Regions from separate parts of the Homo sapiens genome. Here all the other regions are linked to region 6. A link is a loop called in an ENCODE intact Hi-C map of the cell type or tissue named here. Cell type or tissue: mammary epithelial cell. All regions are shown on one strand.

Evidence for each region. A loop is a pair of places that touch in the nucleus more often than their neighbours do. Peaks named below come from ENCODE experiments on the same cell type or tissue, not always from the same donor. Only the 100,000 strongest peaks of a DNase experiment are listed, where the experiment ranks them.
Region 1: it touches region 6 in a loop (4-fold over the local background); 4 of 110 quality-filtered maps call a loop at or near these places.
Region 2: a loop joins it to region 6, with 30 times the contacts of the local background. A loop is called at or near these places in 5 of 110 quality-filtered maps.
Region 3: it touches region 6 in a loop (7-fold over the local background); 31 of 110 quality-filtered maps call a loop at or near these places.
Region 4: a loop joins it to region 6, with 4 times the contacts of the local background. A loop is called at or near these places in 6 of 110 quality-filtered maps.
Region 5: it touches region 6 in a loop (15-fold over the local background); 6 of 110 quality-filtered maps call a loop at or near these places.
Region 7: it touches region 6 in a loop (15-fold over the local background); 6 of 110 quality-filtered maps call a loop at or near these places.

What each region holds. Positions count from the first base shown.
Region 1 is chr1:221,837,350-221,841,349 of GRCh38, reverse strand. LINC01655 (long intergenic non-protein coding RNA 1655) reads left to right here and starts at 684. Exons shown (of 4, transcript NR_125989.1): 1 at 684-814; 2 at 897-1,042. It also overlaps the pseudogene RNU6-403P. RefSeq lists enhancers at 1,484-1,533, 1,904-1,983, 800-1,999. In mammary epithelial cell, a CTCF peak has its summit at 1,831; a DNase peak (open chromatin) is centred at 1,319; H3K27ac peaks cover 2,484 bases.
Region 2 is chr1:221,977,900-221,981,899 of GRCh38, reverse strand. LINC02257 (long intergenic non-protein coding RNA 2257) reads left to right here and starts at 3,380. Exons shown (of 4, transcript NR_149057.1): 1 at 3,380-3,540. All of the region lies in intron 1 of LINC02474 (long intergenic non-protein coding RNA 2474), which reads right to left. RefSeq lists an enhancer at 2,623-3,365. In mammary epithelial cell, a CTCF peak has its summit at 2,012; no DNase peak of the experiment used is centred here.
Region 3 is chr1:222,165,632-222,169,631 of GRCh38, reverse strand. No RefSeq gene overlaps it. Among named protein-coding and RNA genes, the nearest start is that of LINC01705, 110 kb to the right of the region's middle. RefSeq lists an enhancer at 1,483-2,682. In mammary epithelial cell, a CTCF peak has its summit at 2,416 (motif pointing right); a DNase peak (open chromatin) is centred at 2,271; H3K27ac peaks cover 1,903 bases.
Region 4 is chr1:221,723,620-221,727,619 of GRCh38, reverse strand. The region is part of intron 2 of DUSP10 (dual specificity phosphatase 10); the gene reads left to right. Among named protein-coding and RNA genes, the nearest start is that of DUSP10, 16 kb to the left of the region's middle. RefSeq lists an enhancer at 1,027-1,096. In mammary epithelial cell, no CTCF peak of the experiment used is centred here; DNase peaks (open chromatin) are centred at 2,479 and 3,551; H3K27ac peaks cover 3,442 bases.
Region 5 is chr1:221,890,286-221,894,285 of GRCh38, reverse strand. The region is part of intron 2 of LOC124904517 (a long non-coding RNA gene); the gene reads right to left. Among named protein-coding and RNA genes, the nearest start is that of LINC01655, 52 kb to the right of the region's middle. In mammary epithelial cell, a CTCF peak has its summit at 2,049; DNase peaks (open chromatin) are centred at 2,325 and 3,195; H3K27ac peaks cover 2,932 bases.
Region 6 is chr1:221,476,091-221,480,090 of GRCh38, reverse strand. No RefSeq gene overlaps it. Among named protein-coding and RNA genes, the nearest start is that of LINC02817, 140 kb to the right of the region's middle. In mammary epithelial cell, a CTCF peak has its summit at 1,867 (motif pointing left); a DNase peak (open chromatin) is centred at 1,830.
Region 7 is chr1:221,885,173-221,889,172 of GRCh38, reverse strand. The region is part of intron 2 of LOC124904517 (a long non-coding RNA gene); the gene reads right to left. Among named protein-coding and RNA genes, the nearest start is that of LINC01655, 47 kb to the right of the region's middle. In mammary epithelial cell, a CTCF peak has its summit at 2,235; DNase peaks (open chromatin) are centred at 1,822 and 2,252; H3K27ac peaks cover 2,976 bases.

The sequences.
Region 1 (4,000 bases), 360 kb before region 6:
ATCATTGGAGTGGACCTCCACTGATGATCTGCTATGTGACTAGAACTCTCCTAGGCAATTACACATATTATCTCCTCACTTAACAAATCTACCTTTGTTACCCCACTTTACAGGTGAAAGAGAGAAGACTCATGAATTGTCAAAGCCACCTGGGTAGTGAATGTCAGGGCTGAGACCCAGATCCTCGACTGTCTGACATGATCGTATTCTTTCGTACTGCCTGTTTCACTGCTCTCTCTCCATAGCAACATGTCCCATCCCTCTCCCTACTCCAGTCTCCTACCCAGTCCCCCACTCTCTCACACTCACACACATATGTACATATACACCCTGCCCCATGACCTGGAGCAATGTGTATCTTGAAGAATCAGCAACCCTCAGCACTCAGATCACTGCCCAGCCTCAGCATCTCAGCTCATCTTGTCTTTTGTTTGTTTGTTTGTTTTGTTTTTTCACTTTAACCTCATTAAGGGTCAGCAAAGGATCACTTAAATTTTGAGTTATGCTCTGTCACATATTATGGGGTAAAGGTTGCATCATAATAATATTTTGGAGAGTCTTAGAGACCTCTGGACTATCCCATGTGAATTATGAGGTCATAGTACATATCCTGCAGGCTTTCAACCTTGACCAGAGGTTTTCATAATGAATGCAGCATCCCTGGGGAGTGATCTGAAGCTGGCGAGGCAATGAGAACACCCTGGCAGGGCAGCTGAGCTGGGTGGATCCTTGTTCTGTCACCAAGCCTTTAAGTCATATGCTGACATGTTACAGTCCTGCCTGGGACCCTGCCCACAAATACTTAAGATACACGGTGAGCTCACAGTCTGCTTGTCTGAGGTGGGAGAAATCATCTGTTCCATTCTTAAATTCCTCCTTTCTCTTTCTTTCCCCAGACTTTGGGAATCACCCAACTGATGGAAAGAACCAGGAAAGGGGTCAGGATCTGCACCTTGGCAAACTTTGAAGAACACCCAATTTGATGAATGAAAACTCCTCACTTGTGCTCTGGTGGTGTTTTAGGACAATGGGCCCCTCCTGGGTAATAGTTATTGATGCAGTCTCTATCAGTAACCACCCCAAGTTTGAGATCCTTTACAAGGGAAGGTCATATTTCCAAAACTGAAACCTTGACCAAGTATCCCAGAGAGATAGGAAGGAGATACCACTCAAGTGTGTCATGGGCCTGTCCCAGGGCCTGGGAGTCAGCAGTTGGTGGCCTGGGATCCAAGGGTTAACAGCATGACCTGTTCTGGCTGGCACCAGTCACATGGTGTGCCCAACCTCACTGTTATTATCTGTTTCGGGTGAGTCACTGAGAACACAGACAGGAAAGACCCATGAACTTAGCTAGTTTCGCCCCAGGGTGTGAGACTCCACACAACTGAGTCTGGGCCACTGGCAGTGACTCATGGCGGGCCTCATGGGATTGCTGACGCAAGGTTGGAAGGGCACGTGGTTCTTCCCCCCACCGCTGGGTAGAATCCCCGCCAAAACATCCAGGCTGGAAATCCATCTTGGTCCTTGGGGAGAGAGAAAATAAAAAAGAATCATTTCTGATACTATAGCAAAGTATACAGGTGGATTTGGCAGGTCCAACTGACGAGTCTTCCACATTCTGAAAGAATTGGCTTTCTCACAATGTTAGAGTCTCTAGGAGTACTGGGGAGTGCAAATTCAACTGTTATAACTGGCATATGCAGAGAAAACGGCCCTCCTATCTCTTTTCTATGACTTGTGATGTCTTCCTCCTACTCCTGACCATCCTCTTTGGGCCCCTGGGGGTTCCTGGCTGATTTAGCCTCACCTGAGCTCTTGGTGTCACTAGAGACAATCAGTGTGGCTGTGAGTCCCATTCATTCACTTCCTGACCAGGCTATCACTCTGCCCTGTTCTACCTTTGCTGTTGGAGTTCAGGACAGGCTGCTCCAAAATATGGCCCCTTGGCATTTTAGAAAACAGCAGAAGCAGTAAGGACACTCTCTGACCTCCTCTTGCCCTTCTCCCCTAAAGCAGACTATCAAACCTAGACAGAATTTTCTGACCACCTGAAAGAGACCACAAGATCCTCATTCAAGAGGTGCCTTCAGGCCGGGTGCAGTGGCTCATGCCTGTAATCCCAGCGCTTTGGGAGGCCGAGGTGGGCAGATCATGAGGTCAGGAGATCGAGACCATCCTGGCTAACAAGGTGAAACCCCTGTCTCTACTAAAAACACAAAAAATTAGCCAGGCGTGGTGGCACACACCTGTAGTCCCAGCTACTTGGGAGGCTGAGGCAGGAGAATCACTTGAACCCGGGAGGCAGAGGTTGAAGTGAGCTGAGATCACACCACTGCACTCCAGCCTGGGTGACAGAAAGAGACTCAGTCTCAAAAAAAAAAAAAGGTGCCATCTCTATACCTAGAGGAAAGGAACATCCTTATCCTCAAAGACACAGAGGCCAGGAAGAATCTGAACAAGGAGGTCTTGCTAAGTTCCCCCAAGGTTGTTACCATCAGATCACACCTTTTTGTCCTCCAATCATATTTCTCCATGACTATCCACTCTTCATCAACCCAAGCATAAAAATAAACAAGCTTCTCTCTTTCTTTGGGTCTTCGTTTCCAAAGGCTTCCATCCACATAAAACTTACATTAATACATTTGTATACCTTTCTCTTGTAAATCTGTCTTTCGTAAGGGGCACCTTACCCATGAACCTAGCGATGGATGTGCAAAGAAAAGGAACCTTTCCTCCCCTCCACCGGTGAGCTGGACTCTCAGCCACATTTAGGTCCTGACTCAGGCACACAGGGACCCAGGGAACCTCACGAGAGTTAAATCTCAAGAACTCCCATTCTGCTGCCCACCTGCTATACACAAATGGGGTCTCAAAATGGGGAACAAAGTCAAGAGCCACTATCTGCCCTTGGTGTTTCTTTTATTTATCATCATTTTCTCTTCTTGATGAATTTCTATTGCCATTCATTCAAAAGACCTATTAAGTACCTGCTATTTGACAGGCTTAACTGTGACCTCATCCAGGAAGTTTTCCAAAAACTTCCTGAAATGTCTCTTCCTGCTCTGTCTTTCCAGGGCACTTTATTCCTACCTCCTATTCTGCCTCTCACATATATTGCAGGGATCTGTCACTCCCCTGTTCTGTAGACCTCCCATGTTCCTGCTCGAAAGGAGAAGCAGTCTTATTCAGCTTCTCGCCACCAGCGCTTGACACTCTGAATGTCTGTTGATAAAAAATGAATAACGAAAGGAAACAGAGGCGCAAACTTAAGTATAGAAACTCTTCATACTCAGAGAGGCAGCATGGTTTTGTGGTTCAGGGCACAGGCTCTGAAGTCAGACCGCCTTGGTTTTAATCCTGGCTGTAAGATTTAGCAGGAGTATGAGCCTAGGCAAGTTATTTAACTGCCGTGTGCCTCACCTTCCACATTTGAAAAGCGGCAATAATAAGTACCTGCCTCATAGTGTGCTCGTGTGGATTAAATAAAATAATCTATAGTAAGCATTCAGAATAATGACAGGTATGTAGTAAATGCTCAGTAAATGTAAACTATTACTGTTTGTTCTTCCCCAGTGGATTTGAGTCTTTATGGTGAAATGCGTATGCACTTAGATGAACAAATGGATGGATTTAGGGTGTGATTTGAGTTCCATTTTCAGTTAAAAACAGAGGGGAAAAGTCAATGGATTTTATGCTTTGCCGTCAGACTTCCCCAGGTAGATGGGAGATACATCTAATTTGTATTCTCTTTGCTTTACATGGAATCTAATGCAACAAGAAGGATGAAGGGGCATAGCAAAGTGTAGCTGTGTGTAACAAAGAAAATATAGTTGGAGGGCAAAATTTGTCATCAAAGAAGGAAAAAAGTATGCATTTTTCTTACTGAAAAAAAATGCATAGTTTTTTCGTTGTTTGCTTCAGCAGTACATATGCTAAAATGGGAATGATACAGAGAAGATTAGCATTGGCCCCTGTGCAAGGATGACATGCAAATTAGTGA
Region 2 (4,000 bases), 500 kb before region 6:
GGGAGACAAATCTAAGAACCTCTGGAGTATGCAATAGTTATCACAATTTCTTCATTACACTAATTTCAGAATAAATGTGGTATATTAAAGACAGATTAATTTGGCAGCAGTGTTCAAGATGAATAGGAGTTGGTGCAAAAAAATAAGTCATGGTGCATAGGAAGCCATTGCAGTGTCTAAGTGTGAGGGAATAGCTTCTGGATGAGGTAGGTGACAGCCCAAGTGGGGGAAAATGTGTGTAAGAATCATCACAAAAACAGAAATGTGAGGACTTGAAGAGTCATTCAGTATAATAGATGATGAAAATGATGGTCAAGTTTCTAGTCTGAGTAAGCAAGAAATGAACTAAAAATAAGTAATTTGGGAGAGGAAATTTGAGGAATTAAAGTGAATGCATTCAAAAATACTTTTTATTTGAAGCGATGGTGTTAAAACTAAATATAAAACTATAAAAATATAGTAATGTTTAACAACCGCATAAAAAGATGCTCAACATCACAAAGCATTAGGGAAATGCAAATCAAAACCACAGTGAGACTGCTTCATACTCATTAGGATTGCTACTATTAAAAAAAAAAAAAAAAGAAAGAAAGAAAGAAAAAGAAAACAAGTGCCAGCAGGGATGTAGAAAATAGGAACCCTTGCGCACTGTTGGTGGAAATGCAAAATGGCACAGCTTCTACAGGAAAGAGTATGACCATTCCCCAAAACATTAAATGTTGAATTACCATATAATTCAGCAATTCCACTTCTGGGTATATACCCAAAATAATTGAAAGTAGGGTCTCAAAGAGATTAGTTTTATTTTTAGTTTTTCAGTTAGGGTCTCATTGTGTCACCCAGGCTGGAGTGTAGTGGTGTGACCTCTTCCGGTCAAACTATCCTCCCACCTCAGCCTTCCTAGTAATTGCGATATGCCAACATGCCAAGCTATTTATTATTATTATTATTATTATTTGTAGAGATAGGGTCTCACTTTGTTGCCTAGGCTGGTCTCAAACTCCTGTGCTCAAGGAATCCTTCTGCCTCCCAAATTGCTAGGATTGCAGGTGTGAGCCACTGCACCTGGCTCTCAAAAGGTTTGTACACCTGTGTTCATAACAGCATTATTTGCAACAGTCAAAAGATGGAAGCAACCCAAATATCCAATGAAGATGAATGAACAAACAAAATGTGGTCTATACATACAGATAGAATATTATTCAGCCTTAAAAAGGAAGGAAATTCTGACACATGCTACAACAAGGATCAACCTTAAGGACATTATGCTTAGTGAAATATGTCAGTTACAAAAAGACAAAAGTTATGTAAACTGGCTTACATGAGGTACCTAGAGTAGTCAAATTCGTAGAAACAGAAAGGAGAATGGTGGTTGCCAAAGGCTTGGAGTTGGGGGGGGAGAATAGGAAATTGTTATTTTCTTAGTATGGAGTTTCAGATTTGCAACATGAAAAAGTTCTGGAGCTTTGTTTCTCACCAATGTAAATATACTTAACACTACTGAACTGTACACTTAAAAATGGTTAAGATGGGCCAGGCATGGTGACTCATGCCTGTAATCCCAGCACTTTGGGAGGCCAAGGCAGGAGGATTGCGAGGTCAAGAGATCGAGACCATCCTGGCCAACATGGTGAAACCCCATCTCTACTAAAAAATACAAAAATTAGCTGGGCATGGTGGCACGTGCCTATAGTCCCAGCTACTCGGGAGACTGAGGCAGGAGAATCACTTGAACCTAGGAGGCAGATGTTGCAGTGAGCTGAGATCACACCACTGCACTACAGCCTGGTGACAGAGTGAGACTCCGTCTCAAAAAAAAAAAAAAAAAAAAAGGTTAAGATGGTAAATTTTATGTTATGTGTAGTTTATCACAGTTAAAAAAGTAAAAATACAATACTGTAGTGTTGTGAAAGGAAGGAAAAATTATACTTAAGGTTAGCAAAGGGTTTTAGATGAAGGGATTGAAGGCTTATTGATACCTAGGGCTCTATTTTATGAAGCAGCCACCTGGTGGCAGGAATTTTAGAAGGAATATCTCTAAACTTCATTAAAACCTTTTAAGGTAGGTATTATTTTACTCATTTTAAAAGATGGGACAGGTGACACTCAGAGAGACTAAATAACTTGACTAGAACCCACAGCTGGCCAATGATAACACCAAGTTTGGGCTCCATAGGATATGGTGTCTCAGGGTACCATGTGGTCTCTACTGAAGGAAAAAAAGAGCTGAAGCCTGAGCTCAGAAAAGCTACAAAAATGTATAGGCACAGGAGGGAGACAAAAGTCAGAAAATATTTAGCAGAAAAGTTAGGTTAGGGAGAGAGAGAGGCTGGGGAGCAGAAAAGTGCAAGGTAGTAGGAGTCTGAGAAAGAATTCTGGGGAAGCAATTTTGGTCTGTATCTGCCTATTTTCATGTAATTTCTTATCATACTACCTTTGTACTTAATTACTCCAATTTTGTTGAGAAAAGCAAGCTAGATGAGCCTCATTTGCTTTAATTCTTCTTTACTATGTTGTTGACTGTTTTGAAGGCATGTTTTAAAAAATCACTCTGTGCTGCTTTCTATTTAATTCTTTATTTGATTGTTTGATCCCACTGGAAATACTCACTGTAGGTGTCACTCAGAATATGTTCTCACTGAATTATCTGCTGGACTACCTTAGAAAAAAACAAATTTACCCAAGTTGGATTCTGCATCTCCCTTTCCCATGACCTGCCCCTTCCATTACCCAATAAGCGTATGCGCATATACTTAACCACCCACACTCCCAACCACACATACACACACACACACACACACACGCCATGATGTATCAGATGTCTCCATGTCTATTACTCTTTAGTAATAAAGGACATCAATTCTTCCAAACCCTTGGCTTTCATTTAGAGATTTCAATTGTTATATAGTAGATATTGAATAAGATGCCATCATCATCATAGGTGTCAGGCCTCTGAGCCCAAGCCAAGCCATCGCATCCCCTGTGACTTGCATGTATACGCCCAGATGGCCTGAAGTAACTGAAGAATCACAAAAGAAGTGAATACGCCCTGCCCCCACCTTAACTGATGACATTCCACCACAAAAGAAGTGTAAATGGTCGGTCCTTGCCTTAAGTGATGACATTACCTTGAAGTCCTTTTCCTAGCTCATCCTGGCTCAAAAAGCACCCCCACTGAGCACCTTGCGACCCCCACTCCTGCCCACCAGAGAACAAACCCCCTTTAACTATAATTTTCCTTTACCTACCCAAATCCTATAAAACGGCCCCACCCTTATCTCGCTTCACTGACTCTCTTTTCGGACTCAGCCCGCCTGCACCCAGGTGAAATAAACAGCCATGTTGCTCACACAAAGCCTGTTTGGTGGTCTCTTCACACAGATGCACATGAAATTTGGTGCCGTGACTCGGATTGGGGGACCTCCCTTGGGAGATCAATCCCCTGTACTCCTGTTCTTTGCTCCGTGAGAAAGATCCACCTATGACCCTCAGGTCCTCAGACCGACTAGCCCAAGGAACATCTCACCAATTTTAAATCAGGTAAGCAGCCTCTTCTTACTCTCTTCTCCAACCTCTCTCACTGTCCCTCAACCACTTTATCCTTTCCACTCTTCAATCTCTCCCTTCTCTTAATTTCAATTCCTTTCATTTTCTGGGAGAGACAAAGGAGACACGTTTTATCCGTGGACCCAAAACTCTGGCGCGGGTCACGGACTGGGAAGGCAGCCTTCCCTTGGTGTTTAATCATTGCAGGGACACCTCTCTGATTATACACCCATGTTTCAAGGGTGTCAGACCACGCAGGGACGCCTGCCTTGGTCCTTCACCCTTAGCGGCAAGTCCCGCTTTTCTGGGGAAGGGGCAAGTACCCCAGCCCCTTCTCTCCATGTCTCTACCCCTTCTCTGCTTTTCTGGGAGAGGGGCAAGTACCCTCAACCCATTCTCCTTCACCCTTACTGGCAAGTCCCACTTTTCTAGGAGGGGGGCAAGTACCCCTCAA
Region 3 (4,000 bases), 690 kb before region 6:
TTTGATATGCTGGACTTAAGTTGGTGGTTGAGAACAGATGTATCGTAGATGCTTGGCAACATAGATATGGATGGAGTTCAGGAGACGAGAAGGCTAGGAATGTAGATTGGGAATTATTAACTATAGCAACTAATTTGAAGCCATGGGAACGAATAAGTTTAACCAGAGAGTATGCAGCATGAAAGGGGGAAAGGGAAGATGAAGAATACTGAAAATCGCCAAATTTAAAGGATGGTTAGAGGAAATGGATGCAGCAAAGGGGTCAGAGATGCAAGAACAAAGGAGATATAAGGAAAAGCAGGAATGATGATATCACAAAATTCAGATGTGGAGAGATTTCCAAGAAACGAGTGATGGAGGTGATTACCAGATTTGGCAAGTAGGTATGTGTTAGTCTGTCTGTGTCACTATAAACAAACTAATACATACCTATATAAACAGACTAATACATACACATGCCTTGGACTGGATAATTTATAAAGAAAAGAGGTTTATTTGGTTCATGGTTCTGCAGGCTGTACATGAAGCCTAGTGCCATCAACTCCTTCTGGTGAGGGCCTCAGGAAGATTACAATCATCGTGGAAGGCAAAGGGAGACACCATGTCACATGGCGAGAGAGGCAGCAAGAGAGAGAGGGGGGAAGTACAAGGCTCTTTTAAACAACCTTTCACATGAGCTCATTGAGTGAGAACTCACTCATTACTGTGAGAGCAGCATCAAGCCATTCATGAAGGATCCACCCCCAAGATCCAAACACCTCTTACCAGCCCACACTTCCAACATTGGAGGTCACATTTCAACATCAGATTTTGAAAGAAGAAAACATCCAAACCACATCAAGGGGCTTTTGTTGACCTTGGCAAGATCATTTCAGTGGAGGGGTGGGAACAAAGTTTGGGTGAATGAGAAGTGAATAGGAGGTGAAAGAACAGACAAGGGAAGGTAAAGCCCACATCTGAAACTTTCCTAAGTGCCAATTAGACTAGAACAAACTGAATTTCTTTCTCCCTCTTTCTTTCATTCACTTCCTTCTTCCTCCCAGTTTTCCTCTCCTCTTCCTCCTCCTCTTCCTTCTTTTCTCTCTCTCTCTCCCTCTCCTCCTGCTCTTCCTCCTTGCCTCCTCCTCCTCCTTCCCTCTTCCTTCTCTTGCTGCCCCTGTATTTCTATTCACAAATGCATATTGAACACCTACTATGGTCCAGAAACCAGGGAAGACACCAGGTTACAAAGATAAAACCAACATAGCTAGTCTTCTGCAGGCTATTATCTAGTAAGCAAAACAAGATAAAAACGACATACTGGAAAAGGGATTTGTTATATATAAGGCAAAGATAAATATCCACATGGATATTTAATTTTTACATTGTGAGGAGAGAATGAAGATGGGGAGAAAAAGAGATGTAAAGTGGGTGAAGATTATGAAGATTGGGGCAAGAGGCATTCCAGGATCAGGAAACAGAATGGGCAAAGAGTTAGAGGAAATGCAGGAATTTGTATAGGCAACAGTGAGTAGTTCCAGGAAGGTACAGTGTAGAGCATGAAGAGAAGAGTGAAAGTGAGTCAGAAAATGTCAGAAAGCTTTCATACTTGGTCGGCAAGGGAGAAACTATGGGGGGTTTTGAGTAAGAAAGAGGTGACCAGACTGTCCTTCACAAGCATTTTTCTGGTAGAAAAGGGACATAAATGATTAAAGACCTCAGGCTTAGACAGAGGGCTAAGAAATAAAAGAAAATAGTTCTTCATAATGTGTTTAATCAATATTCATCGACAATAATGAATAATTAATTTGACCAATAATTTAGTAACCTGGAAAGATCATTTCATCGTTTTGCCTTCTTTTTCTGGCATTTGTTGTTTTCCTTAAAGAAAGAAAAAGCAAATCTCACTGTCTTTAATGTCACATTCATTGAATAAAAATAGACTAGGGTGATTACAATTTTTTAAAAATCAGCTAATTTACTCTTGCTATAGATTGATTTTTCTAAGCACCTGTTTCACAATGCAAGTCTTAAATCTATTGTGACTTTGGAGGTTGACTTTTTAATAGGCAGCTTATACACTTTCTAAAAACTATTATGATTTAGTTCATGCACACCGAAATGAACAAGTGACCAACACAGCTCTTTTGGAGGATGGTCTAATGATGAGTGTCCAGCCTCACAGTGAAAATAACATGTGGGCATCTGGAGTCTCTTGACTCACCTCTCAAAACCCCAATTCTCAACCCACTCAGTATGTGGGATATGAGTCAGACTCACGCTAACAGGGAAAACAGGCCCCATTTTGGGCACTGGGCATGAATGGCACATTTGCCTTGACATGTCCTGCCTATTTTGTAAGAGGTATTGCTATCTTAGATTCATGATTTGGTCTCCCAGGACAATGTTCCCAGCAGGGAATTAGAGTACCATGGGTGGCCTCCAGGTGGCGTGACCTGAGAGCCAAGGCCTCGTTTTTCACATAGATTGTTAATAACTCACCCTGATTCTTGGTTTATCCTTGACATTTCTGTTCTATTCTGGTAATATATTTTTTATTTTCTTTCTTTCAGCAACCATTTATAGTTGACATGGAGGTTGCTTCATAAAAACTCTTCTCCTTCTGAATTAATCAGTAGATGGAAACAGTTGGAGAAGCCTGGCTTTAGAACAACGGTGGTCAACCTCAGGAGAAGGATTCAGAATTTGGTCCTGTTTTTTGTTTTTAATTTGGCAAATAACATTGTATGCATTTACCTTACACAACATGTGCCACTGTTTTTGACAAAGAGCCTCAACAATTATTTCTGAAATTTCAATATATTTTTTAAGTTGCTTAGGCGCAGACCACTGGATGTGTATTGAAATCTCCAAAAAACATACTCTTGTAATCATCCCTGGCCTATGAGGGTCTGTGTTGGGTCTAAAAAGTACTTAGTAGATTTTTTTTGTGGTTTTTTTTTTTTTTTTTTTTTTTTTTTTGAGATAGAGTCTTGCTCAGTCACCCAGGCTGGAGTGCAGTGGTGCGATCTCAGCTCACTGCAGCCTCTGCCTCCTGGGTTCCAGCGATTCTCCTGCCTCAGCCTCCTGGGTAGCTGGGATTACAGGCACATGCCACCACGCCCGGGTAATTTTTTTGTATTTTTAGTAGAGACAGGTTTTTACCATGTTGGCCAGGCTAGTCTCGAACTCCTGAGCTCAGGTGATCCACCTGCCTTGGCCTCCCAACGTGCTGGGATTACAGGCATGAGCCACTGTGCCTGGCCTGTAGTTTTAAACATTCTTTAGATTTTGGAGTCACCAGCTTTGCTCTGGCATATCATTTTAGGGTTTTCAAAGAGAACAATTGGTTTTAACTACAATGTCAATTGAACTGGCCCGAGGAATCGAGGAATCGCTTTCCTTCTTACATGTCCCAAAGACTTCGTATGAATTAACCCTGGACCCAAGAACATGAATGACCCACCTGGCTTTAGCATGAAAGCTTTCTGTGCCATCCTTTCTAACATCCCACCTTGACCCACACTAGGCTTTACCTCTTCAACTCTCAGTAACACAAGACTAGGGCATTTCTTGTTGGCTGGTGCCTCAGCTTCTGCTTGGACCTCTCTAACCTTTCTGTCAGTTCCCCACATCCTTCTTGTATCTCGTCCCCCTCTTCTTGCCTCCAGCTGTTCCTGAACAGCTCTGAAACTCCAAATTTCCTCAAGCAGAGAAAATTTAGCCCTACTGCTTTCTCCTTCTTCAGGACTTCTTCCAGTTCCTGGCCTGGAGGAAAGCTTAACCTTTCACACAAAGCAGATGTTCAGCTGGGTTATTTTTCTAAAGTAAGAGCAATTTGCACTGCTACGAGCCAGGATATTCTCTAGAGTGCCAAGCAGCACAATGCATTCTTGTTTTCGACATCCATTTATTCTCTCTGTTCCTATTGGTGTCTGTATTCTTGCTATTGGTTTTAGATTGCAAGCTCTCAGAGCCTGGATTCACATTATTTCTCTGAGACTTCCCAGTATCCCCTCCT
Region 4 (4,000 bases), 250 kb before region 6:
TTGAAAAACCACAGAATTATAGTCCATTGCACAGCAAGCATTCACTTACTCTATGTTGAATTAGAAAGGAAAGACATTTTTCAAAGAACATGGTGTTACAGAATTGTGAGAGATGTTATCAAGCATTTGATCTAACCATCCCATTTTACAGACATAGAAACTGATTACTTATCCAGGAGGATATAAATAGCTATTAGCAGTACTGGCATAGGATTCATGTTTCCTAACTCTCAGTTTAGGGTGTTTAGAAGCCCAACCAGTATATAATCCTTTGGATTAGTATCTGAGTTGTTGTTAAATAAGCAAATCTTGTGGGTTCAAGTATTCAGCCAGGTCATTCCATAATTTTTCTCATTACCTTTCTTAGGAGCGTATATAGTGACTAATTGAATGAGCCGGCTGATGCTCCCTTATATTTGTATTCAGTTTATATATTTTCTTGCGAAGGGAGTATAGTTTGGAGGTTAAGGGCACAGATTCTGGAACCAGGCTGCTGAGTTTGAATTCTGATTTTGCCAATTATTATAATTTTGGACAAATTCACTTTTCTGTGCCTCTGTTTGCTTGTCTATAAAATGGGGAGGGTAATGGCTCTTTTCTCATGGGCTCAATTGAGAATTAGATAACATATGTAGAAGTGCTTTGAACAATAACGAATGCATACTAGCTAACATTTATTGAAAATCAACCATAATTATAATATTGAATCTCTACAATAATAATTCATAATCTGCTTATATTCAACTGATATATGAGTGGTATAGTTCAGTAAAATGCTTTGATGTCACCACTAATGCAGTACAAGTAGGAGATACTTTTCTGATGCTTGGTAGATCTTTTTGTTTAAAAGTTTGGAAAAACCCAGTGTTTCTTTTGGGGTGGATAGATAACTACATAGGGTTTTTTTTTTTTTTTTTCCTGAAATAGTGCTGTGCTGAAAAATTATATGCTATTTCTATGTAAGGAAATCTTATAAAAGTCTTAGCAGAAACACTTTATGTATACTTATTGTTAAGATATTAAGAACATTTTAGAAAGAAAAACATAATATTACTAATCCCGCCCTGACTGGCCTAGTTTCATTTTTACATTTCTTTTTGTTCTCTACCCATATATGTGCATGTTTTTCAGGGTTTCTCACATAGTAACTGAAATTCATTTTCACTTTATATTGCATGTACTTTTGCTTCCTGTGTTGTGATCATAGATTTTCTTCTTTAATGCTGTAACCTGTCTTATTACCACATTTTACTTACTTGCCTATTAATATAAATTAAGATTGTTTCCAAGGTTTTGGTATGACAAGAGAAACCTCTTGAAGGAAACCCTTGTTTGGAATTTTCTCCACCTTCCCACCCAACTGCACTCCCCATTTAGAGAAATGGGTACTAGCTGCCATTTTGGGTGCTAGTTGCCAGTTTGAGTTTATTTTTCCCCCCAATTCTCTTTCACTTTTTAACTTCTGCTTTTCTTTCCTGAGTGTAAGATCCAAATACCTATCAAAGTTGTGAGTTTTTAGGGACATCTTTATCCTTGACCACAGGTCTTGATACTGATCCTGAATGTGTGTGTTTACCACATGTCCTGTAAGGCACATATTGCAGATCTTGGACCTCTTTGGTGGATAGAGTGAGGACATGAGGAAGCACCACTCAGCGCTATTAAAAATCAGAAGCTATTGTGGAAGTGAATGATCTGGCAAGGCTAACAACGGCTCCTTATTTCATAAATATGAGTCACTCCCAGTTTTACACTGTAGATAAAACACTCTGAAAGGGACAATAAAAGCAGCAAGAGGTAGATTTAGTGAGATGCTGAGTAGATGTGTTTGTGTCTCCCTTCCTCTCAACTTTTCTAAATCCTGAGGTTTTAGTGCAGTGCTGAAGTCTTCTAGGGGCTTAAGCAAACACAGGCAGCAAAAACACATCAGAATGGAAAGATAATTCCCATTAGTTCATTTTGCCAAATTGAGGTAAAGTGCCCTTTAAATAGGAGATAATTCTTTGACAGATAATTAGCTTGTCTTCCTTGATAAAATATGTGAATTGGTTGAGTATATTATAATTAATTTTGCATATTATGTAAAAATCTATTCATGTACACTTACTAGGTGAATCTCTTAATTCCTACCTTGAGGATGGCTAGAAAGCCCCATTTCTGCTCCAGTGAATAGAAAGAGCTGGAGGAATGCTGTGGTTATGGAGTCCAGGAAGCCCTCTCTTACAAAGATTGGGAGGAGCTGAATGTGGTATATCATTATTAAAAGACACAGAGACTTCATATTAATACATGCATTTATTAAAACAAACTTTGAGAACACTTTTAGGCCTGAGAATGAGATGCTACAAAGTTGCCTAAATAATTACCTTGAAATCAATCTCTTGCTAGTGACATTCTTCTGGCTTCCCAATGTGGAGCTTTTTCCAGGGAGTGGAGTGAGTGATTGGCTGGGTGCAGCTAGCTGTTGGCTGGGCGGTGGCTGTGGGAAGTAGCCTGAGAGGGCACAGAACAGTTGCTCAATGACTCAGTGAGTCAAAGCTCCTCTCTGCAGTTTTTCTTCCCCCTACTCCTTAAGCCATTCTGAGCTCCTTCAGGCATCCCCATGTATCTGCGCACTGCTTTTGGGGTGTCTTTTCTCATTCAAAGCTATTGTCGTGGCTACTTGATTTGGCTCATATTAAAACGTGCACTGGGAGATGTTGGAGTGCTGAAATAAAAGAGCATGCTGTAGTTAATCGATCAGAGAGCCTCTCTTCTCCAAGTTGAAGTGTTTCTTTTCCTGAAAATAGAGTGGCTATTTGATGTTCCATGGGAGCCGAATGACTTCCTGGTGTAGTGTGGCTTATAGCACCGTAGATTTTAGTCATTGGTCACTACCCCTCCATGTGCATGCACACACATTCACATGCAAACAAACACATATTTTAGTTAACATTTGTAGAATGGGAACAATTATGACACTGAGCATTAACTCATTTAATGGGGATAGCAATAGTATTAAATCTATCTGCAGCGTCCAATATAGTAGCCTTGCTGCAAGCCAAACGTGGCCATTGAGCACTTGAAATGGGGCCAGTCCAAACAGAGATGTGCTGTAGGTGTAAAATATATACCAGATTTCAAGACTTTATATAGAAAATAATGTAAAATATTTCATTAGTAATTGTTTTAATATTGACTCTTGAAATGATATTTGCACATGTTAAGAAAAATATATTAGCAATATTTTACCTGTTTGTTTTTACTTTCTTGAATGCAGCTACTAGAAAAAAAAAATGCTTGTTATTATAGTAGCCTGAATTCCATGTCTATCAAATGTTGCCGATCTCAATGTGGTAATAACAGTATTATTATCCCCACTTTTTAGATGAGGCAATTGAGGCTGAGAGAGGTTAGGTAAGTTGCCCAAGGTCTCACAGCACAATGCCAAATTCAGACCTGCCTGACTCCAGAGCCCACACCCTTCATCACTAAGAAACTGTTGTATAATAGAGAATTTGTCTGGCCGTTGTCCTCAGTTCCTGGGAAATAATTTCTAAACCCTTGGAACTCCCCGAGTGTTAGGAGTGTCTTTGTTATGCATGATGAGCCCCTTGGATCACACCTGTGTTTATGTTAATGCGATGACTCAGGATAAGAGTTTATCATCAGAAAGACATCCACATGATTAGAAGGTCAGGGCTTTGTATTAGTTCATCTTCTTCAGCAGAAGAGAGTGGGACTGAAGATTGAGTTCAATCACAAGGCCAATAATTTAATTATGCCTAAGTAATGGAACCCAATAAAAACTCTGGACACCAAAGCTCAGTTAAACTTCCTAGTGAACACATTGCTGTGTCAGCAGGGCAATGTGTCCTGATTGCACAAGGAGAGGGCCTAGAAGCTCCATATGCAGGACCCTCCCAGATATTGCCCTGTATGTGTCTTTATCTGGCTCTTCCTGATTTGTAGCTTTTATAATAAAAACTATCATCATAAAGATAGGGCTTGTGTTCTGTGA
Region 5 (4,000 bases), 410 kb before region 6:
TCTCAGTTGTCAATTTTTGTTTTTGCTACAATTGCTTTTGAGGACTTAGCCATACATTATTTCCCAAGATTAATGCCCAGAATGGTGTTTTCTAGGTTTTCTTCTAGGATGCTTATAGTTTGAGGTCTTATATTTAAGTCTTTAATCCATCTGGAGTTAATTTTTATATATGATGAAAGGTAGGGGTCGAGTTTTATTCTTCTGCCTATGGCTAGCCAGCTGTCATAGAACCATTTATTGAATAGGGGAGTCCTTTCCTCATTGCTTATTTTTGCTGATGTCATCAAAGATCAGGCAAAGGTGTGCTGCAGGTATGCAACTTTATTTCTGGGTTCTCTATTCTGTTCCATTGGTCTATGTGTTTTTTGTTTGTTTGTTTTGTTGTTTTTGCTTTTTTGAGATGGAGTCTCACTCTGTTGCCCAGGCTGGAGTGCAGCGGCACCATCTCGGCTCACTGTAAGCTCCATCCCCTGGGTTCAAGCGATTCTCCTGCCTCAGCCTCCCCAGTAGCTGGGATTACAAGTGCCCACCATAACGCCTGGCTAATTTTTGTGTTTTTAGTGGAGATGGGGTTTCATCACATTGGCGGGGCTGGTCTCGAACTCCTGACCTCAAGCGATCTGCCCACCTTGGCCTCCCAAAGTGCTGGGATTAAAGGTGTGAGCCACCGCACCCAGCCTATAAGTTTGTTTTTGTACCAGTACCATGCTGTTTGGGTTATTATAGTCTTATAGGTTGAAATCAGATAATGTGATGCCTCCGGCTTTGTGTTTGTATAGGATTGCTTTGGCTATTTGGGCTCTTTTTCGGTTCCATATGAATTTTAGAATAGTTTTTTTTTTTTCTAATTCTGTGGAAAATGCCATTGGTAGTTTGACAGGAATAGCATTGAATCTGTAGATTGCTTTAGACAGTATAGCCATTTAATGATACTGATTCTTCCAATCCATGAGCATGGAATATTTTTCCATTTGTTCATGTCACGTATGATTTCTTTCATCAGTGTTTTGTAGTTCTCCTTGTGGAGATCTTTCACCTCCTTGGTTAGATGTATTCCTAGGTATTTTAATTTTTTGTGGGTATTGTAAATGGGATTGTGTCCTTGACTTGGCTCTCAACTTGGACATTATTGGTGTATAGAAATGCTACTGATTTTTGTACATTGATGTGTATCCTGAAACCTTCCTAAAGTTTATCAGTTCTAGGAGCCTTTTGGTGGTGTCTTTGGGGTTTTCTAGGTATAGAATCATATCAGCTGTGAAGAGAGAGAGTTTGACTCCCTGAAGAGGCATCCCTATTTGGATGCCTTTTATTTCTTTCTCTTGCCTGATTGGCCTGGCTAGCACTTCTAAATACTATGTTGAATAGGAGTGGTGAGAGTGGACATCTGTGTCTTGCTTCAGTTCTCAAGAGAAATACTTTCAGCTTTTCCCATTCAGTATAATGTTGGCTGTAGGTTTGCCATAGACAGCTCTGATTATTTTGAGGTATGCTCCTTCAATGCCTAGTTTGTTGAGGGGATTTCCTTTTAGAAAACTCAGAAACAGGTCCTGAGGCTGAAATCTTTGTCCCAGAGGTTCCCCCCACCCCACCCCTTCCTAATATCTTGTGACCCAAAGCTTCCTCACAGCTGGAACTAATGCTGCTATAAATGCCTAACTTCTGAGGCAGTTTAGATATAAAGAAATAATTTCACAGAAGTTACTAATGTGGAGGTTGTCACACTCAAGCTGAGAAGTCTCACACAACTGGAAATGTGTAGCTGATTCCCAGAGGCTTTGATACTGTTTGGGGCAGTCTCTAAGGCTAACCAGACCATTTGGATGTGCAGGATAAAATACCTCCTAGCTTAATAGAATGGACAGAACCTTGTTAGACTTCAGCAGGAATTTGGTCCTTCAACATGAGGAGCTTTCTCAGTTGGGCAGTGTGATGGTTAATTAGGAAGGCAGAGGTAATTACGGAGCTGACTTATTGGAATAGCAGCTGCTAAATGACAGATTTCTTGTTCATCAAGCATCCTGAAGGTGGTGTCTTGGTATTTAGCTTCTTCTTATGTGGATAAACAGAGACTAATATCTGGGGACACTACCTTGCCCACAATCTTGTTCCATCCTTTTTGGGATCTTATTTAATGTACAATGTTCAGTGGTTTAAGGTGAGAGCAGATCCATTCACTGGGCCTCATATACTTGAAGTTGTATGATTGTCAAACTTTCTGTCTGCTGGCAAGGCAGAGAGGGATAAGAGAAAGCTGATGAAAATATCATAATTCTGATTCAATTAGTCAGTCAGCCTGGTCAACAGAAAGATGCCTACAGATTTTAATTGGCCTCGGGGGAGGAGAACAGAATGTTCTAAGATGTCCTTGTTCACCCTGATATTGCATTATCTGGGCCACAGGGCAGCTGCAATCTTTCCCCCAGGGCTCAGGATGTCTGCCTAGAAATAAACTTCAAATTTAGTGTTAACCTTTTTACCACCATGTTGCTTCAAAACAGATATTCTTCAGTGGAGTTAGCTTTAGAGATGTAAAATCTGTCCCATTTCTAAGTAGGTCAATATTATTCCTAGAATACTAACCCCAGAGGACACTGATGTTGGGGGATGAGCAGTTCTATCTAAGCAGGGGGGTCAGAAATTTGGGTCTGTGTTCTCCTGCTAATTTCACCCATAATTCCAGAAACCAGTGCTTTCACTTCTCCATGCCTTGGAATCTCTGTCAATGAAACAGGAATGGCTGTGCTCTCTTGAAAAAATAATCTGCTTTGAAGTCATAAAATCCAAAGTACCAACCCTCACTTGTTCTAGGGGATGAAGGTGAAAAGGTTTCGTGATCAAATGACACTGTCATATTTTAAGAGCTTCTTTTCTACGTACATTTTCAAATCATGAAATTCATATGCTGTGTTAGGGTAAGCTAAGTTTTGCTGTGGCAATAAACTCCCAAATCCCAAAGGCTATTCCTCACTTTCCGAACAGTCTGATGCAGGTCAGGCTGCTCTCCTTGGTGGCTACCCTTCAACAGTGATGAGACATTTAGGCTGTTTCTATCTTGCACCTTTGCTGTTTCAGAGTTCTTTGTTTCCAGGCATAGTGGCAAGAGAGAGGGCATGTATGGAACTCACCACCCTTCTTTCCTACCTCAGACAGAAAGTGCCAAGCATTACTTTACTCACACACCTGCCTGTGAACCAGAGTTAGTCACATAACCCCATCATAAATACAAGGGAGGCTGAGAAGCATGAGGGAGCTTGTGGAATATTTGGGGAGTGCTGGTGTTTGTGCTACATATTCTAGGAGTGTTATTATTGTTTTATGTCCAACCCAGGCAAGGATTCAAAATGAAGAAACATTTATTCAACAAACTTACCAAGTACTACCAACTAGAGATATAAAGATAAATGAGACCCAGGTCCAGCCCAAATAATTCATAGCTGGGAGATGGGCATGGGGAAAGATGCAAACAAGGAAATTATTGGGAAATTCATAATTGCTTAGAGGTAAAAATGAAATGTGTGGGAAGACAGAGTAGGTAAGGCTCTACAAAAGAACTGACTTGAAAGATGGTCCTTAGGTTCTGGAAGGAGGACTAGGAGTTTACCAGATGGTGATGTTGGGGTGGATGGATTCCATAAGAAGGAAAAAGGAGCTTAGGGTCAGACTTCCTTTGTTTTCAAAGTCAACATGGGAGGCCCCTGCAGTCCACTGCACTAGGCCTGTGCTTCTTAAAAAAAAGTAAAAGTGAGTAGATGCTGAAGCCTCAATTTTACAGTTTCCAAATGAATAGTAAGAATAAAAAGGCTTGAAAAAGAAAGTAGATAAAATAAAGTCTTTGGAAACAGTAAGAGAAAGGCCTCGCAAATCATTCCCTGCCAGGCTGGCTCAGTAAAATTTTGGGTGGCACAAGTGGCCCTATCTGCTATCAAATTCAATTATTTTGCCAGCAAAGCTCTAAGAATGGTGATAGCTGCTTTTGCTGGAGGGTTTCTCTTATTCA
Region 6 (4,000 bases):
TGTGGGCCCACGCCTGCGTGCCTCTGTTGCTGTTTCATCTTTTATCTTTCCAAATTACTGTAACTGTTTCCTCACTAGTTTCCAGGGCCTCAGTTTCTCCCCATTCCAAGCGTTATCTACTCTGCTTCCAAAGTGAATGTCCTGTTTTAAAACCTCCAGCATCCACTGACTTCTCACTTTCTGGTGAGTTATCTGCTGATCCCGCCACTGCATACAAGAGCCGTCTCAGTCTCTTCTGACCCCCCGACACACTAACTTTCTTGCCATTTCTGGAGTATGCTCATCGCTTTAGGCCACCCACCTTAGCACACACTGTTTGATCTTTTCTGAAAATCTTTCTTCTACTTGACTTCCTTGCAGGTTAGTGGATTTCCCATTAGCTCAAATGTCTCCTCATTTTAAAGCCTTTCCTGACTCTTCCAGAAAGAATAAGGCTTTTGCTCTTCTATGTCCTCATAACTTTCTGTTAATTTTGCCTTTCAATATTTATTTCATTATACAATTATTTTAATTTTTGCACTATTTCATTCAAAAATACGTATTGAGTGTTTACCGAGAGCCTGGCACTCTTCTGAGCTAAAGGGACAGAGTGAAAAACACAACAAACTGTCCATGCCCTCAGAGAGCTCACATTCTCGGAGAGACAGACAGTAAATATGTGACAAACAAGTAAACAAGGCATGTAAAAATTGTGATAAACACTCAGGAGAAGATAAACAAGATTAGGTATTAGTAATTAGGGAAGGGCATCTATATTGATAGATGCAGGCTGTGAGGGTAAATTTTATGTGTCAACTTGACTGGATCACAAGGTGCCTGGATATTTGGTTAAACATGACTCTGAGTGTGTCTATAAGGGTGTATATGGATGAAATTAACATTTGAATCAGTAGACTGTGTAAAGCCTCATCCGATACATAGAAGGCATAAATAGAACTAAAAGGCTGAGTAAGGGAGAATTCTCTCTCTCGACTGCCTGTCTTCAGCTGGGAAGTCAGTCTTTAATGTCTTCTGACTGGGGCTCTGAGTTGAATTACACCATCAGCTCTCCTGGGTTTCCAGCTTGCCAGTTGCAGCTCTTGGAACTTCTTGGTCTCCATAATCACAAGATAACATACCTATAGCTATATCTTTATCAATATCTTCTATTGATTGTTTCTCTGGAGAACCCTGACTAACATACAGACTTAAGGAAAGTCACTCTGAGAATATGGCATTCATGCTGAGCTCTGGAGAATGAGAAAAACAAAGCAAATAAGCCCTAATATGAACCAGAAAAAAAATTCTAGTAAAATGAAATATGAGAGCAAAAGCCTGAGGCTGAAAAGAGCCAGAGAGAAGGCAGTTAGCATGAGATTAGATTGGAGAGGGAAGCAGAAATCAGGTCATCTGGGTCTGATTGGTAAGGAAGGAGCTTCAATTCTTTCTCCAAAAGCATTGAAAAAGCAGAATAACTGTCCTTCAATAAATATTTGTGTGACAAACGAGTTAATGGATATATAGTTATTTTCCAAATGGTGAAAGCAATTTGAAAACTCTAAAAAGGATGGCACTATTTTTGTCCCTATTCCTTGATAATTTTCATTTAAAGGGCCCTGGCAGTAGGGTAAAAGGGAAGGATGCTGATAAAAGTTGGCTCTGTCGTATCAGAACAGCAGAGGATGATGGATGTGCACCCTCCATACGAATGAGTTTCCTGACATTTTTGCCGTTTGGGGTTTTTATCTGTTGTTGCAGAATATGTGTGCACTAATGCAGACTACATCTACCAAATATCATGAGCAATGAATCATCCGCTCAGCAAGGAACGAGTAAACTTCACCTCCTCCCAGGAAGCTGGCTGCAGCTTTGCACAAGAGCACCCTCTTCTGTGCAGTTGCAGCCCCAGCCTTCAGAGAGCAGGAGCGATGGCCTTGTGCAGTCCCACTGTGATCCCCATTCTAAGGGAAGCACAGCTATGCAATAAAAAGAAGTCCTTATTAGTTTCCTTCTTTGCCTCCACCCTTCAGAGGATCACGTAACACCAAATTCCTTTGGAATTATCTAGGAAGGTGGAAAAGACTAGGGAGTAGAGTTCGAGACACTTTACTGAAAGGGAAAGGAAATAGCTTTCCACCCAGTAAAATTCTACTTCATTACCTAACATTACAGGGATTTTCCAGGATGCTCAGGTAGACCAGCTCTAGAAACTAGGGAAACAACGTGATGTCCAGAGTCCACCGGGCAGAGAGATGCACAGAGATTTAAAAAGAGGGACATTGTATAAGCTCAGCACATGTAGCAGTTTGTGTTTTGCTTTGTGTGTAATAACTTTAAGTCAAGGGAATTGGGGCTCTAGTATAATTCTATACTGCTTTAAGTACAGTTCTTTAAAGCAGAATCCCTTGTACAACGGAAAACTAACTACAATTGGGGACCTGGCACATGGAGTTCACCTAAATATTTATTAAACAAATAAAAATATTGGCTTCCCATGTCTTTCAGGGGAGGGAAATATTGAGCCTTGTCAGCCATTCATATCTTATTTTACTGGTTATTTCAAGTAACTATGGCCACAATAACATTGCATATAAAACAGCCACAAAATCTCGGGAGCATACAAAAATGCATTTACGCAGCTTGCAAGTGTGCTGGTTGGCTCTGCAGTACTGTTGGTCTCAGCTGGGCTCATTCATGCATCTGCAGCAGGCTGGGGTCAACTGGGGGGCTGCTGATTTGGGGTGGCCTCAGCTCTGGTGGTACAGCTCCACTCCCCATGACTTTTATCCTCCTCCTGGGATGAACTGTCCGTTCTGGGCATATTTTTATCCATAGCAATGCCAGAAGTTCAAGAGTGTAAGTTGAAGCATGAAGATACTTTTCAAGGCTGCTGCATCATGGACGCTAATATCCCACTGACTGAAACAATTCACATAGCCAAGCTCACCATGAATGGAACAGGAAATTCTGTTCTTCCAATGCAGTTATGGGAAGGGAGTGAATATTTCTGAACATGAACTTGATCTTTCACTCAGACTTTTCTTGTAAACCGAGTAGAGGCAGGACAAGTTAGCATGTGCTGTGAAAAGACCCCAGGACACAGAGTCCTGGGCCCGGCCAATTGAATCAATGCCTATTAGTCCTAAAAAGGACCATATGAGGTTGGTAAAATTCACCTCATTTTGTAGAGGCAGAGGCTTAGGCTGGGAACAGACACAGAAAATCACTTAAGACCATTGAATCAGGAAGTTGTAGACTCAAACTTGAACCCAGAGCTATCCTGTCCCCAATCCTATGCTCCTCTCCACCGTATCTCAGGAGCTTCCCCCACCAAGTTGCCCTGACTGGTCTCAATTTTGCTCTTTAGATCAACATAGAAGAAATTTAGCCTCTTTTCTAGAAGTCTGTCTTTCATGGTTTTGGAATCAATTCCCCTGTTTTCTTGACAAAAATCAAGCATACCCGCCTTCCTGCCCTTCTTTCCAGCTCTGTTTCCCCAGAACACTTACTGTCCTGAGTGTCTGAAGATTGTAAGGATGAGGGTGATCATTGGCCCTGGATTAAAATATTCAGGGAAAACTTTACTGAAGGAGCAAATTTTAGAATGAAGACAGGTGACAAGTGACAAAATACACACACACACACACACGAGAAGTAATTAAGGCATTTGACTTGTGCTAAAAAACAAGATGAAGACTTGGGGAAAGATGAGCAGATCTGGTTGGTGAATATCAAGTTGTGTTTTTAGACACACTGGTCATAACATGCCAGGATATTCAGCTGAAAGAGGCACATTTTAAGAAAGAAATAGAAAACAGAAATATTTAGAGCTGACCAATTAGAATGATGAGAAAACCCAAAACAATACAACTTGAAGAATATTTGAACATGCTCAGGGTCTTCAGCTGGGGAAAGTGAAGATTTAGGAGCAAGAGCTCTGCTAAAACATGTTAAAAGTTACCACCTTGGAAAATAGACTGGGGTTCTAAAAGGCTAAACTAATACTTCAGGATAGAAATTA
Region 7 (4,000 bases), 410 kb before region 6:
TAGCCACATAGGGCTATTGGGATGGTTCTGGGTAGTACAGGGCAGAGTGATTCTTAGGAGACACCCCAGCAACCCGAGAATCATTACATAACAGGGAAGAGTTATTTGATCACACTGTGTGAAGGCAGATTTTTTAAACGTTGGTTGAGAAGCACTATGTGCAACATAAAGTTAAAACTATTCAGTGTGGCAATCACCAAGATGCCACATTTCTAGACCGGTTCCAGCCATACCAACATATTCATCAGGCTCCTAAGCCCATCCTCCTTCTCACACTGTTCCCTCTGCGTTAAATGCTGGCTCCCATCCTCCTTCTCACACTGTTCCCTCTGCGTTAAATGCTGGCTCCCATCCTCCTTACCTGGATCCTACCCATCCTTCCAGGCACAGGTGAAGGTACCTTGTTGGTGAAACCCTCTTTGACCTCCACATTCACTCTTCAACTCGCCAGTGAGGTGAATCACCCTCTCCCAGCATGGGTTACATTCACCTCATTACAGCACGGTTGTGGATCCAGGTCTAACATGGAGACAGACAGTGTAACGCGGCATGCGGAATTCTCTGATGGAGACAGATCCAGGGTGCTCTGGAGACCCAGAGAAGGGGCTCGTCAAGCTAGGTTCGAGGGAGTGGGTTCTCAGAAAAACAGATGTGAAGACAGAATGTGTGCAAGAACATTTTGTTAGGGGAAACACCTGTGAGATAAAATAGCCCAGGAGCGTGGAGAGGCTGAAAGGGCCATCAGACCACATCACAAACGCATGATGGATTTTAGAGCCCCGTCTGCGCTGAGTTAATTATGGTCCCTGATGTTGCTCCCCGATGTCGGAGATCTGAGAAGTGCAATTATAGCCGCCACAGAGGGTGATGCTCTAAGTAGAAATACCTGTGAAATCACTTTGTGTGTGATTAAGCCTCTACAAATAACCGTTGTTTTTATCGTAGACCTCTAGGAACAATTATAATAGTAACATCAGGGGAATGCCTCAGAGTTAGCTAGAAGGCCAGCAGATGGAAATTAACCAATTAAACTACAGATGTTGTTGGTGAAATGGTGTAAAATATGGTAACTTTAATTTTGCTATCAAAAACTCGATCTTGCTGAATTTAGTTCTTGGATTTGGTGACTGGTGAGGTTGTGGAAATGCCTTTTCTTCCAGGTATTTAAGATTGAGAACAATCAAGTAACAAGTGTTAAGTATCCACATGTGCTTCTCAGAGAGTGCCATGAGGAATTAGAACTATAAGGGAAGCGAGTGCTTTTGAGGAATGTATTATGCTCTTGGAGAGATGAGACCAGTGTTTATAAACAACAGAAACATCAACAAACAATACTAGGTAGGTACAGCTTTGTAATCTGAAGAGATTATCCTGTTCAGGACAAAGGAAATAGAATCTTATTCTTGATGAGGAATCAGCCAGAACCCACCCTAAGACTCTGCTATATCACATCTCTATTCAGGGTTAAGTAATTGACCCACTCCAGAAATGACGAAAACAAAATAAAGGTGAGAGTGAAGTCAGTGAGATGAAATGAATGGAAATCTGAAATGAAAATGTTATCATTAGGTGGCTGAGTAGGATCTTCCTTGGGGTTCTGGAAGCAAAGCTCCACCTGTCACTTGAGCTTCTCAAATAAACTTATGTTTCACGCTGAGTTCCTGAGCCACTGATCTGAGCATTACTCACTCTGTCCCTCATGTTTCCCAGGTGAGAGGTAGTTTCTATGCTCTCCCAACCATAGATGCGGCTAATCAACAGGCCCCATCTCCAGCCCCAGCCTCAGATTCCCTTTTTGGGCAGAGGGAGGCTTGGGCTGAGTCATCCCAGGGATAAACGCTGTAGTCACTCTAGGGAGGTGTCCCCGGCTGCCCCTGCTGGAGGGCAAACAAGTGAGTAACCCAGCCAGTGTCACATGGTCCTGGAATGGGGCTGGCTTGTGCCTCTGCCAGGTCCATGGCAATGAAGGAGTTTGCTCACAACACACACACACACCCTGACCCCTCTCTTGAGCGGGAGTGAAAGTCTGTGTGGGGGCGAGAGGTGTTGTAGATTTAACAACTGAACGTGCATAAGGAAAGCTTATGACCCAGTGGACAGGCAATGGATGCTGATCTAAGAGAATTCCTAGAGAAGAAAGTTCCTAGAGGAACGCTGCCTAGGAAACTCCCCCCAACCCACCCCTTCCCACATATTTCCTGGCCCTTGTCAACACACCTCCTGTGGCCGACAGGAGATGCCAGCAGCTTGCTCACCCAGGACAGAGAAGGAGAGACAGACAGAGCAATCCTTAAGATGCAGGATGATGCAAAGGCTAAAAGCCACAGTCAGAATCCAAGTCAGGAACTCAGGTGGCCAAAATTCTTCCCCTTGGGATGAGTCAGAGTGGCTAAAGTTTTGGGGAGCTGCACAGCAGATGTAGCCTCCTGTGTGCAATCTTACCCCAAGGGAATTTTATTTCAGGCCCCTTGTACTAACAATGGTGAGATATGGATATTTGTCGTAGGCTTTAGAATATTCCTTCAACTTGATCTTCCATGTCACTACTTTGAGTCTCAAATATGTATGTGAATCTCCTAAATTCTCATATTCTTTTTATTCCTCCCTCCTTCCCTCTCTTTCACACCCCCTTCTCCCCCTTTTTCTCTCCCCCTCTCTTTCCCTACCCCTTTTCCAAATTGACATCAGTCCCATTCGTTCAGGCACTCCATTTCTTTAGGGTCATCATTTTAGGTGGTCTGCTTGTTCTTTCTCCCTCTGTCTACTCCACCTTCAGTGCACTGCTATTCTTCTTGGTCTGTTTAGGAGCTTGGGTCCAGGATGTGGGGTTGTCTAAGCAACAGCCCATCAGCAGTTGGTAGAAGGTGTGGAGGTTGCCTGTCTCAGTGGTCTGTGTGTAGAAGCATGCAGGTTGCCAGCTCCAATAGTAAGCCATTCTGTTGCCTAATGTTAGCTATAAAGGCTAATGCTCTCCCAATCTTGGGGGTAGGGAGAACACTACCAGTAGCTTCTGAATCTGAGAATGGTGATCAATTCTAATAACTTGTGTATGTGTGAACTTTGACTTTCTGAACTCTCTCCTTTCTTTAGCCAATTTTTTTCAGCATTTTTTGTGTGCAAGACACTCCTATCTATTCTTGTAACAGCCTAGCAACATAGACCAATGCAGGGAATACTCTGCTCATTTTACAGTTGGGCAGACTGAGCTCTAGGCAGTTAATTACCTAGATTCTTGGTAATGGAATATAATTTACAGATTTGATCTTTTGGTCCATCACCACCAGAGACTCTTCTAGAACAGGTAAGATATACAAAAGTTTATATATAACAAGGTGCATATATATATACATATGCATATATATGAAGATATATGTATATATATGTATATAAACTAGCACAGGGAATTCTGGTTTAGGTGCTAGAAAACCTGGGTTTCAAATTCAACTCAGCCCTAACTAATTCTAGGGCCTAACAATCATCTCATTTATGTGAGCATCAGCTTCGCAAAAAATAAAGTGATCAACTTAGATAATTCCCAGAGTGTCTCTAAACTCCATCTTTTCAAAAGTTAAAATTCCTAGAACTAAGAAAGTGGTTTCAGAATGAAGGTTCTGGGCCTCTCCATCTGGCCTGACTGTGGTATGACTTGGAGCACTCTCCTGCATAGCTTCTGGCTGATAGTCCTGGTAAAGTAGCAGGACTATTTTTCCAGGTTGATCTCTCCAGGTAGATACAACAGAAACATCCTGAAGTGTCCTAAATTGAGCATGTCCATGGGTCCCCAAATTTCCCACAAAACCTCTTCCCTGGCCTACAGAAGATCTTCTAGAGTGAAGAGGTCTTTTGGCATTGTGCTTGATGTTTTTACTACCTGGGATGTTGAGTTACTAGTGTTCCATGACTTGATGTTCACCTACCTGAGCAGGTCACTCGTTAGCACTCATTAGAACATTGACACAGATCAATTAATGAAATTGGTGCAACGCCACCTATTTAAGTG